Regions from separate parts of the Homo sapiens genome. Here region 1 is linked to region 2. The links are chromatin contacts, found by Hi-C or POLR2A ChIA-PET in ENCODE. All regions are on one chromosome and are shown on one strand. The core of a region is the stretch at or near the end of the contact, and the rest is flanking DNA. Distances in the headings are between cores, read along the strand shown. Region 1 overlaps ARHGAP23 (Rho GTPase activating protein 23). Region 2 overlaps ARHGAP23 (Rho GTPase activating protein 23).

Region 1 (5,158 bases), core at 2,120-4,619, 66 kb before region 2:
AGGATTCAGTGAGCAACTGAGCTCTTCCCAGCTCCTGGGCTCCTCCCTAGATTCTCTTTATATATATACAGATTTAAATATATATATATATGTATATATATAATAGAGGAGGGGGAGGGACTATACTATGTTGCCCAGGCTGGTCTTAAATTCCTGGGCTCCCGCCTTGGCCTCCCAAAGTGCTGCGATTACAGACGTGAGCCACTGCCCCAGCCCTCCCTAGATTCCCTTTAATGACTGTCACCTGGTCTTCCTACAGAAAGCTGCGAGGCTCAGCAGAGGCAGCCTGTAAACTGGCTGGGGCAACTACAAAGCAACCGCCGGCACAGAAGGACGCCCACCCCATGTTGTAAGCTTACACATGTGAAGGGGACAACGGGCAAAACCCATTCTGTCCTTTTGCAATATTATCTGGGCCTGGAGTGCCTACGACAGCTGGCCCAAGCCTCCTGTCTGCGGGGCAGGACTGCTGGAACCATTGTGAAGCTCCAGGTAGGCCTGAGAAGGTGCCTGTGCACCTGCCTGGGCTCTGTAGGAATAGAGAGCAGGTGCCTGGAAACTTCGCACAGCAATGAGGGCCACCCACTCTTCCAACTCATATCTGTCCCTGTGTCATTGACCAGTCCCCCAGGACACTTACAAAAAGGTCACCAGGAAAAAGTCTGCCTCCGTCCTGCCACCCCTTGGTCCAGTCCCCATCGCCCTCCTTCCCTGGGCCAGGTACCTCTCCTGTCTCCCAGCCCCACTCTGGCCCTTTCCCTCCAAAACAAGTGAGACAGCTGACTCATGCCTTGAGGAAAGCTATTTATTTCCAAGATATAGACTGTACTTTTAAGACAGGACTTTTCAGAAGCAGGAAATTTTAGTTGTTGCCAGAGAGGTGTGTCAAGGACACAGTGAAAGGAGCCATGCGGACATGGGGTGGAAGGCTTTGTCCAACACTGTTACAACACTTTTGTAAATGAGCAAAACATCTTTAAAAATCCTTATAAATTCTTTATAATATGTTACACATTTAGAGACAATATTTACAATAAAAGAATGGGGGAGGGAGGGAAAGAAATCTACTTTACAGTAAATCTTTGCATAAAACAAGAGGACTGATAGACGTGGCAGCGGGTTCACCACCTACCTGGGCTTCCCTGGAATGAGTGAGGGTGTGTGGGGGCTGGCCTGGTGATTGGAAGTCTATTTACAGCCTGTGGGGAGAAGAGGGCGCTGGGTCCTGTCCATCCTGCAGGAACAGCCCAGCTCAGACCCCATAAATCAGTGTGTGAGTGACAGAGAGACAGCAGGGGTGTTGACTATCCCTCCTCCTAAGGGGAAGAAGGTGGGCTTCTGTGTGCCTGGGCTGTGGAAGGAACAGGCACAGATGGAAAAACAAAAAGAGGGGTGAGGGAGGTACCAGCAAGGGGGACCCTGGACCCCCCCCACCAAAAACTGTCTGGGGAACAGGCAGCTGCCCGTGGTTAAAGCGCTTAGAGGGTGACTCAGGCAAAAGGATGTTGGGGAGTAACCCTGGTGAGGGTTTCAGTCCTGCCTCCTTGGAATGGCCCCAACCCCCTTCTCTGGCTCTGGCAAGGGGGGCGGGCAGGATCCTGTGTGCACCAAAGGCAGGGAGCCCGGGGGCGCAAAGTGGGGACCAGGGTGGGGATAGGGGGACAGAAGTCGCTACTGGAAACACCTTGGGACAATGACTGCACACACAAGCCCCTCCCCCCATGGACATACGCACCCTACACCTCCTCTCCCCAGACATACACACATCCCCGCTTACAAGCTGAGGTGGGAGGGCAGAAGAAAGAAGCAAAAAGCCAGCATCACCCAGGATCTTTCCTTTAGTCTGAAACTTAGGGGTTCCCTAGCCACACCCCATGGTCCACAAGGGTCCCCAAGTGCAGCCACAGAAAGGCTCAGAAGGACCTATCGGGCGCATGTGTGCAGGGACACAGACCCCAGCAGCCCACGCCCCCTCCTCTTCTGCTCATCACCTCTGGAACCCCCTTCCATTCAATTAGTCCGGCCCCAGCCTTCTCCTCTGCCCTGCCAGTTCCAGCACACCAACTAGAGACACTGCCTGCTGCGCCCTCCACCCACACCATGCACCCAGGGGCCACAGAAGAGGAGGTGCAGGCTGGTGAAGCCTCCTGGTTCCAAAGGGGCTCTAGGGAGGGGTGGCGCCCGAGCGGCGCGGGAGGTGGGGATCACAGACACTGATGCAGGCGGGAGGCGGCCGAGCGGCGCGGGGGCTGGCTCTGCAGGGACCCCGTGTCCCCGGGCGCGGGCGGCTGCGAGGCAGCGGACGACGGGGCCCGCGCCTTGGTGGACTCCAGGCTGCTGAGTCCGGAGTCCTTGTTGTCACTGTGCGCCCGCGCGCCCGCAGGCTCCGGGGGGCCCCCTCCGCCCAGCTCCTTCCACTCGTTGAAGTTGAGGTCAGTCAGCGGGCTCTGCACCACCACGGTGTGGCGGCGCCAGCTGCTCCGGCGCCGCCGGGTCTCGGGCGACAGCGGCCGCCGCAGGCGCACGGCGAGCATGTCGTCCGCCGTGCCGCGGAGCCTTAGACGCAGCGCCTCCATGCGCGAGGGCCGGGAGGCCAGCGCCGCCGCCGGGGGCCGCAGCGACTCCTGGCTGCTGGACGACGCCGAGCCGGGCGGCTCCGGGGCGCGGGGACCGCCCCGGCCCGCGCCCTCGCCGTCTGGGCGGCCCCGGGCCAGGCGGCGGCGCGCCAGAGTGTCGCAGGGCATGAGGTGGTGCGAGCTGAAGGACGGCCGGCGTGTCAGGCGCCCCCCAGGCCCCGCGCCCGCCGCGCCCTCAGTGTCCGTCTCCACGTGGCTCAGCTCGCTACGCTCGTCGTCCGCCTCATCCCCCGCCCCTGCCCGCCGACCGCTAGCGCCCGAGCACACGCTGCGGTCCATGGTGGACAGGGTGGAGTAGCCCGACACAATGGAGCGCGTGTCCGCGGCCGGCCGCTCCTCCGGCGCCGCCGGGGGACTGAGGCGTCCGGGGGCCTCGGGGGCGACGGCGCCAGGCAGCGGCCCCTGCGGCCGCTCCTGAGTCCCCGGCGCTGTGGCCCCCGCCCCAGGCTTGTGCGCCTCCTGCTCCGAGTCGTCGTCGGTGCTGCTGCCCAGCCCCCGCGCCTCCCGCCGCTTCTTGCGCTTGCGGTTGACGGCCGAGATGAAGGAGATCGCCAGCATCTCCCGGGCGTACGGCTCCTTCTTGGGGGCCCACGAACCCTGTGTGGGAGACAGGTCAGGATGCGGGGGGCGCCCGGACTCGGCCCCCTGCCGACCCCGCTCTACCCGGTCCACCCCCACGTCACGGCACCCAGTCGCCACAAGCCCCAGCCAAGGCCAGCACCCACGGCCGCATCATAAAACGCTCCTCCTCCAGCCCCGTGCCGCCCTCCGTCCAGAGACTACCCCCGCTGGCCCAAATCTAGGCTCTCAGCTCTTTCTTGTGAGGTGGGCTGGTCTCCCAAAGCCCCCTTCCATTCTGTTTTCCGTATCCAGCCCTGGCTAAATCCTTTAGACACGGCTCTGGTGATGACAATCTCTCCACAGTGAATAACGCTTGGCAGCCTGAATCCGTTTCACACACGCCCCTGGGGTGTCATCACCAGAGCTTCCTGCATGCTGATCCCCAAATCCCCGCCAGGGGCGCTCTCTGACCACAAGTCCCCCACCTCCTCTCCACCCGCTGCCACCTGGAAACCTGCCTTCCCACCTGCCCAGCATCTACAGGCCTCTCCAGGGCAACCCGCCCAAGTTCACGTCCTCCCCTTTCCGCCGGACCCCACCAGCTCCCCACCCCGCCAATCCCCAATCCCAGGTCAATCCCGCCGCCAGCTCCGCCCCTGCAAGTGGCTGAAAGATCCCGTATGGTGTCATGGTTTGGATTGGAGCCGCTCCCAAACTGTGATTTCCAACCCCAAGTTGGGCAACTTCATGCCGCTGTTCTCACCTGAACCAGCCCTCACTGCTACACCCTGTGGTGTTTTGGGGCCTTGGCCTTTCACACTTTCCCAGGAGGGCCCATGCTGCCGCCCATGGCCTTCTGGAAGCTGGTTTTCATCCGCCCTTCTGGCCTCTCCTCTGCCTCTTGGGAGGTTCTTCTTGCCCGCCCCCCGCCCCGCCCCTGCCTTCCCCTGCCTTCCCCACTGAGACTCAGTGTTCCCAGGACTGTTTTTGGCCCCTTTGCCTTCTCTGTTCGTGTTCCCTAGAAAATACCATTCCCAAGCAGCGCTGCTATCCAGGCCTCCCTGTCCAACACCACACTCACTTGAGCTCCGGGACTCTTCTTCCCATTGAGAATCCATTTCTACCTGGGTGTCTGTAGGCTCTTAAAACTCACCTATCCGGAACCACAGCATCCTACCTACCCCTGCCCCAAACTGCCTCCATTCACACTGCTCACCTTAGGGCGGTCTTGTGACTCCTCCCTCTCTCCTCCACCCACAGCCAAGTCCTGGATTCTTTTGAAATGGCTCCCAAAGCCAACTCCTCCTCCTCCTCCGGCAGGCCCTCATTCTGCCCTCTCTGGGCCCTCCTGCCCCTCCTAATAGGGTTTCCTGCCTCCACCCTTGCCCCAGCCCGGGTCTCTCCTCCAGAGCCACCATTCTGAAGCAGGAATCTGATCCTCACCCAGCTTTGCTCAGAAGCTTGCATGCCCCAGCACCCACCAGGATAAAGCACAAGTTCCCCAGTTCAGCACATGGGGCTCTTCATAACCCAGCCCCAACTTTCCCAGCCTACTGCCCTGCTCTGCCCTGACCCCAACCCCAACACAGCCCTCACTGTGGAAATACAGCCCTACCAACCCTTCCTTTGATGTGACCTACACTGTTACATTGCTGCCAGCCCTTAATGTCCCCCTGCCCTATTTGCTGGATGAGCTCCTACTCACCCTACAAGGCCCAGCTCGAACATGGCTTCCTCTGTACAGCCACTTCCCAGCCCTCCCTTTGCCTGAGATGGGAGATCACTTCTCTATGTTCCTGTCATCTCACTATGCTCCTAGCTCTTCTCACATCAGCCTCATCAAACTCTGAGCTCCTTAAGAGCAAAGGCTGTGACTTGGTTGTTTCTGCATGGCACATAACAGGTGCTCAATAAACATGAAATGAACAAACAATTGGTGAATGAAGTCCCCTTAACACAGG
Region 2 (4,589 bases), core at 1,504-4,003:
GGGAGGCCAGGAGTGCAAGACCAGCCTGGGAAACATATAGAGACCCCATCTTTATAAAAAATGCAAAATTGGCCAAACGTGATGGCACACACTTGTAGTCCCAGCTACTTGGGAGGCTGAGGTGGGAGGATCCCTTGAACCCAGGAGTTGGAGGCTGCAGTGAGCTATGATGCTATGATCACACTACTGCTCTTCAGCCTGGGCCACAGAGGAAGACTCCCTCTCTAAAAAAGCAATAAAAAATAAATAAATAAAATGGTGGAGTTGCTATGGAAATCAGTATGGCAGTTTCTCAAAAAATTAAACATGGACAGGAGGCTAAGGCAGGAGAATCGCTTGAACCAGGGAGGCGGAGGTTGCAGTGAGCCAAGAGCGCGCCGTTGCACTCCAGCCTGGGCAACAAAAGTGAAACTCCGTCTCAAAAAAAAAAAAAAAAAAATTAAACACAGAATTACCATATGATCCAGTAATTCCACTTCTGGGTATATATCCACAACAACTGAAAGCAGGGATTAGAAGAAATGTTTGTACACCCATGTTTGTAGCAGTGTTATTCACAACAGCCAAGAAATGGAAGCAACCCAAGTGTCCATCTACGGATGAATGGACAAATAAAATGAGGTATATCTATACAATGAAATTGTCTGTATTATTGTATTACATATAATACATACATGATATGAATAATAATAATTGTATTATTTAGCCTTTTAAAATAAGTGAAGGCCAGGCGGGGTGGCTTACACCTGTAATCCCAGCACTTTGGGAGGCTGAGGTGGGAGGATTACTTGAACCCAGGAGTTCTAGACCAGCCCGGGCAACATGGTGAAACAACATCTCTACCAAAAAAAAAAAAAAAAAAAAAAATTAGCCAGGTGTGGTGGCACATACATGTAGTCCCAGCTGCTTGGGAGGCTAAGGTGGGAGGATGGCTTGAGCACAGGAGATGGAGGTTACAATGAGCTGAAATCGCGCCACTACACCTCAGCCTAGGGGAGCCAGACCTTGTCTCAAAAAAAAAAAAAAAAGAAAGATATTTGACACATGCTACAATGTGGATGAACCTTGAAGACATTATGCTAAGTGAAAGGATTAATATTGGCTGGGCTTGGTGGCTCACATCTGTAATCCCAGCACCTGTATTCCCAGCACTTTGGGAGGCTGAGGTGGGAGAATCACTTGAGGTCAGGAGTCCAGGGCCAGCCTGGACGACACGGTGAAACCCTGTCTCTACAAAAAATAAAAAAATAGCAGAGCGTGGTAGCATGCACCTATAATCCCAGCTCCTCAGGAAGCTGAGATGGGAGGATCCCTTGAGCCCAGGGCGTCAAGGCTGCAGTGAGCCGTGATCACACCACTGCACTCCAGCCTGGGTGACAAAGCAAGACCCTGTCTCAAAAAAAAAAAAAGGAATGAATGAATAAATATTATATTATTCCACTTACGGTGATAGTGGAATATCACCACTTATGGTGATAACACAATAATATGGATGTACTTAATGCCACTTTACAGTTAAAAATGGTTAAAATTATAAATTTTGTTTTATATATATATATTTTTTCAGATGGAGTTTCGCTCTTGTTGCTCAGGCTGGAGTGTGGAGTGCAATGGCGTGCTCTCAGCTCACTGCAACCTCTGCCTCCCCGGTTCAAGCGATTCTCCTGCCTCAGCCTCCTGAGTAGCTGGGACTACAGATGCGAGCCACCATGCCCAGCTATCTTTTTTTTTTTTTTTTTTTTTTTAAGTAGAGACAGGGTTTCACTGTGTTAGCCAGGATGGTCTCGATCTCCTGATCTCGTGATCTGCCCACCTCGGCTTCCCAAAGTGCTGGGATTACAGGCGTGAGCCACAGCACCCGGCCGTATTATATATTTTGTGATTTTTTTAAAAAGGCCAAGTCAGAAATCAAACACACACACAAAATAAAAGGCCAGGCACGGTGGCTCAGGCCTGTAATCCCAGCACTTTGGAAGGCCGAGGCAGTTGGATCACCTGAGGTCAGGAGTTTGAGACCAGCCTTGCCAACATGGTGAAACCCCATCTCTACTAAAAATACAAAAATTAGCTGGGCGTGATGTCAGGTGCCTGTAATCCCAGCTACTCTGGAGGCTGAGGTAGGAGAATTGCTTGAACCCAGGAGGTGGAGGTTGCAGTGAGCCGAGATCACGCCATTGCACTCCAGCCTGGACGGCAAGAGCAAAACTCTGTCTCAAAAAAAAAAAAAATGTTGAAAGATGAAACAAATGAACAGGTCTCTCCTTGGTGCCCAGGAGAAGTCTCTGCCCACAGAGGTTGCCCAGGAGCTGGGCACCTCCTGCCTGGAAGACCTTTCCCTGCCGTCCCTTCTCCACTGCACCTCCTCAGAGTCTCTACTGTCATCTTTGGAGCCCTAGAGGTCCCCGCACAGGGGGATCGCCCAGCCTGAACCTGGCACGCATCAGGTCCTTGGCGTTGATGGGGGCCTGCCATCCACAGAGGCTGCCATCCCCAGTCATGCACAAACTCTTCCAAGGCTGCCGGCAGGAACTTGGAAGAGTTTTCTTGGCAGAAACCTGGCTCAGTGTGGGGGCCCTCAAACCCACCAAGCACACACATGCCCATTCCAACGCGCCACACGCTCACACCCACCTGTAACATACACACAAGGGTGTGCCCACAGAGACACCGCCGCGTCCTCTCAGGCACTCCTGGAAATGAGCCCGCACAATGAAGGGTGCACATCTCGGCTGCCTGGCAGGCAGGTCCCGTGGCCAGCAGAGCCCCCTGCTGGCCCAGCGCTGGCATGCCTCGTCTCCTTGACAACCCAGAGCGAGCAGAAGGGTCCTCATTCCCTCAACCTCGCTCCCCAGGCCCCTCAGCTCCAACCTGCCCTGGGATCTTCCCCTCCCCATCTCCTACAAAGGAGAAGAATCTCCTGCAGAAGGACAGAGCAACTGTGGAATCTCGGGGTCTCCCTTTGGTCAAGGAGAGAGGCCAGAGCCCCTTTTCAGACTAGACTGGAGCAGTCATTCCTAGAGGCAGGGGAATGCCTGCAATGACTCTTCTCTAAGGTCAGCAGATCCATCCCCTGGTCTCACGCTGGACAGTGCATTTCAGAGGAGACTAGGGGAAAGCTCTAGGTGTGACTCCGCCTGCCCCCCGCCCCCCAGGAGTGCTTCCTGTTGTCTGACAGCCTGGGCAGAGGTAACAGGTGCACACACTGGTTTCCTTCAGGCAAGAGCTGGGTCCCAGTCAAGCTAAGACCATGTCCCCTCCCAGGGCAGGTCTCAGCAGATTCCGAAAGTCTCCCGGGGGCACATGGGGCTCCCTTCAGGGAGAGGCTGTCAGCCCCACCCCTGAAACCACCCACCCCCTCACCCCAGCCCTGCCCATCCCTCCCGGTTACCCCTGCCTTCCCCTTCACACATGTGGCCCTGCCTATGAACTGAACCACTCCCTAATCCAGTCTGTGATGCCCAGAGGCAGCTGGACAGGTGGCAGGGACAGTGGCTCTGCAGGGACAAACAGCCTCCCCTGGGTCACTACCATGAGGGAGCCCCCTGGGCTGGGCTCTCTGGTCAGAAGAAGACAGATGGCATCATCCTCACTCCAGATCCTCCTCCCGCCTCCCCCTGCCAGTTTGCCTGGCCCCACATTTGGGGACAGGATAACAGCCACACAGTCAAGAATACTTGCTGAGTGCTTACTATGCCCCAGGCAGCTGCTGTTAGATGCGCTAACTCATTTAACCAACCTCTGGAAATGAAGGTAGCACCCAGCACCCACCACCTGCAACTCCTGGCTCTCCACCGGGTTGGGTGCTAGGCAGGGAATGCTGGGTGACCTGCAGGGGCACCGAGGCTTGGGGACAGGGAGGATGGTGAGAAAGTGACCACTGTCCTGGCATCAAGAAGGCTAACACAGAGAAAAGGCCACACTTGCCATTGGTACTGGCCCTGGCCCTTTTCTGGCTGTGTGACCTCAAGATCATCACTCAAGGTCACTCAAGTTTCCTTATTTCTTCAGCTATAAAATAAAGACAGAGATAGCAGCCTGAAAAAGTTGCTGAGAACCAAGAATCAGGTATTATGGCCCCAGCGCTCCATCCCCCCATCGGAGTAGACTCTGCTTCCTAGATGTCTCTGGAGTCTGCTCACTTCATTACACCATTGCCCTGCTCCAAGCGGCAGTCACCTCTCTGGCATCTGACAGTCCAGATTGATTATTTTAATATTATGACCACCAGGCCCTGTGGGACGCGCCTTGGCCCCCACACTCACCACACCCTCTTCCTCTGTGCTCTGGCCACCCTGGCCTCCTTCCACCTCCTGTGAGGACCAGGCACCCTTCCAGCCTCGGGTCCTTTGCACATGCTGTTTCTGGAATGCAACCCATGCCCTGATTCACTCCTACCCACCCTGTTGCTCTTAACAAAAATGTCACTTCCCCAGGCACACCTCCTCTGGCCCCAGACCAGGTCAGTTACCTGTGCACCCTCTTGTCAGTGTCTACTTATTTATGAGCTTATTTTGACCAACATCTCCCCACAGGGCTGTAGGTCCTGGAAGGCAAGGACCATGTCTGCTTTGCTGGTGGTCAAATCCCTG

What was found. A loop is a pair of places that touch in the nucleus more often than their neighbours do. ChIA-PET counts read pairs that join two places held with the same protein, here RNA polymerase II (POLR2A). Pooled maps may share reads with other maps.
Region 1: a pooled map shows a loop between it and region 2 (5-fold over the local background). The contact joins two enhancer-like sites. A Hi-C loop is called at or near these places in 8 of 168 maps with a recorded cell type or tissue (B cell, Caco-2, GM12878 and 4 more), 17 of 37 single-sample maps with no recorded cell type and 14 of 50 pooled maps. POLR2A ChIA-PET finds 5 or more read pairs at or near these places in 9 of 52 experiments (A673, AG04449, BJ and 4 more).

Annotation. Positions count from the first base shown.
Region 1 is chr17:38,508,019-38,513,176 of GRCh38, reverse strand. It overlaps ARHGAP23 (Rho GTPase activating protein 23), which reads right to left. Exons shown (of 24, transcript NM_001199417.2): 24 at 792-3,233. The coding sequence ends at 2,205. Among named protein-coding and RNA genes, the nearest start is that of ARHGAP23, 82 kb to the right of the region's middle. RefSeq lists enhancers at 2,777-3,593, 3,594-4,421. Within about 2 kb of position 3,369, at least 3 of the 41 ENCODE cell types and tissues checked have a DNase peak (open chromatin) inside an H3K27ac peak, as active enhancers do.
Region 2 is chr17:38,442,460-38,447,048 of GRCh38, reverse strand. All of the region lies in intron 1 of ARHGAP23 (Rho GTPase activating protein 23), which reads right to left. Among named protein-coding and RNA genes, the nearest start is that of ARHGAP23, 16 kb to the right of the region's middle. Within about 2 kb of position 2,753, at least 3 of the 41 ENCODE cell types and tissues checked have a DNase peak (open chromatin) inside an H3K27ac peak, as active enhancers do.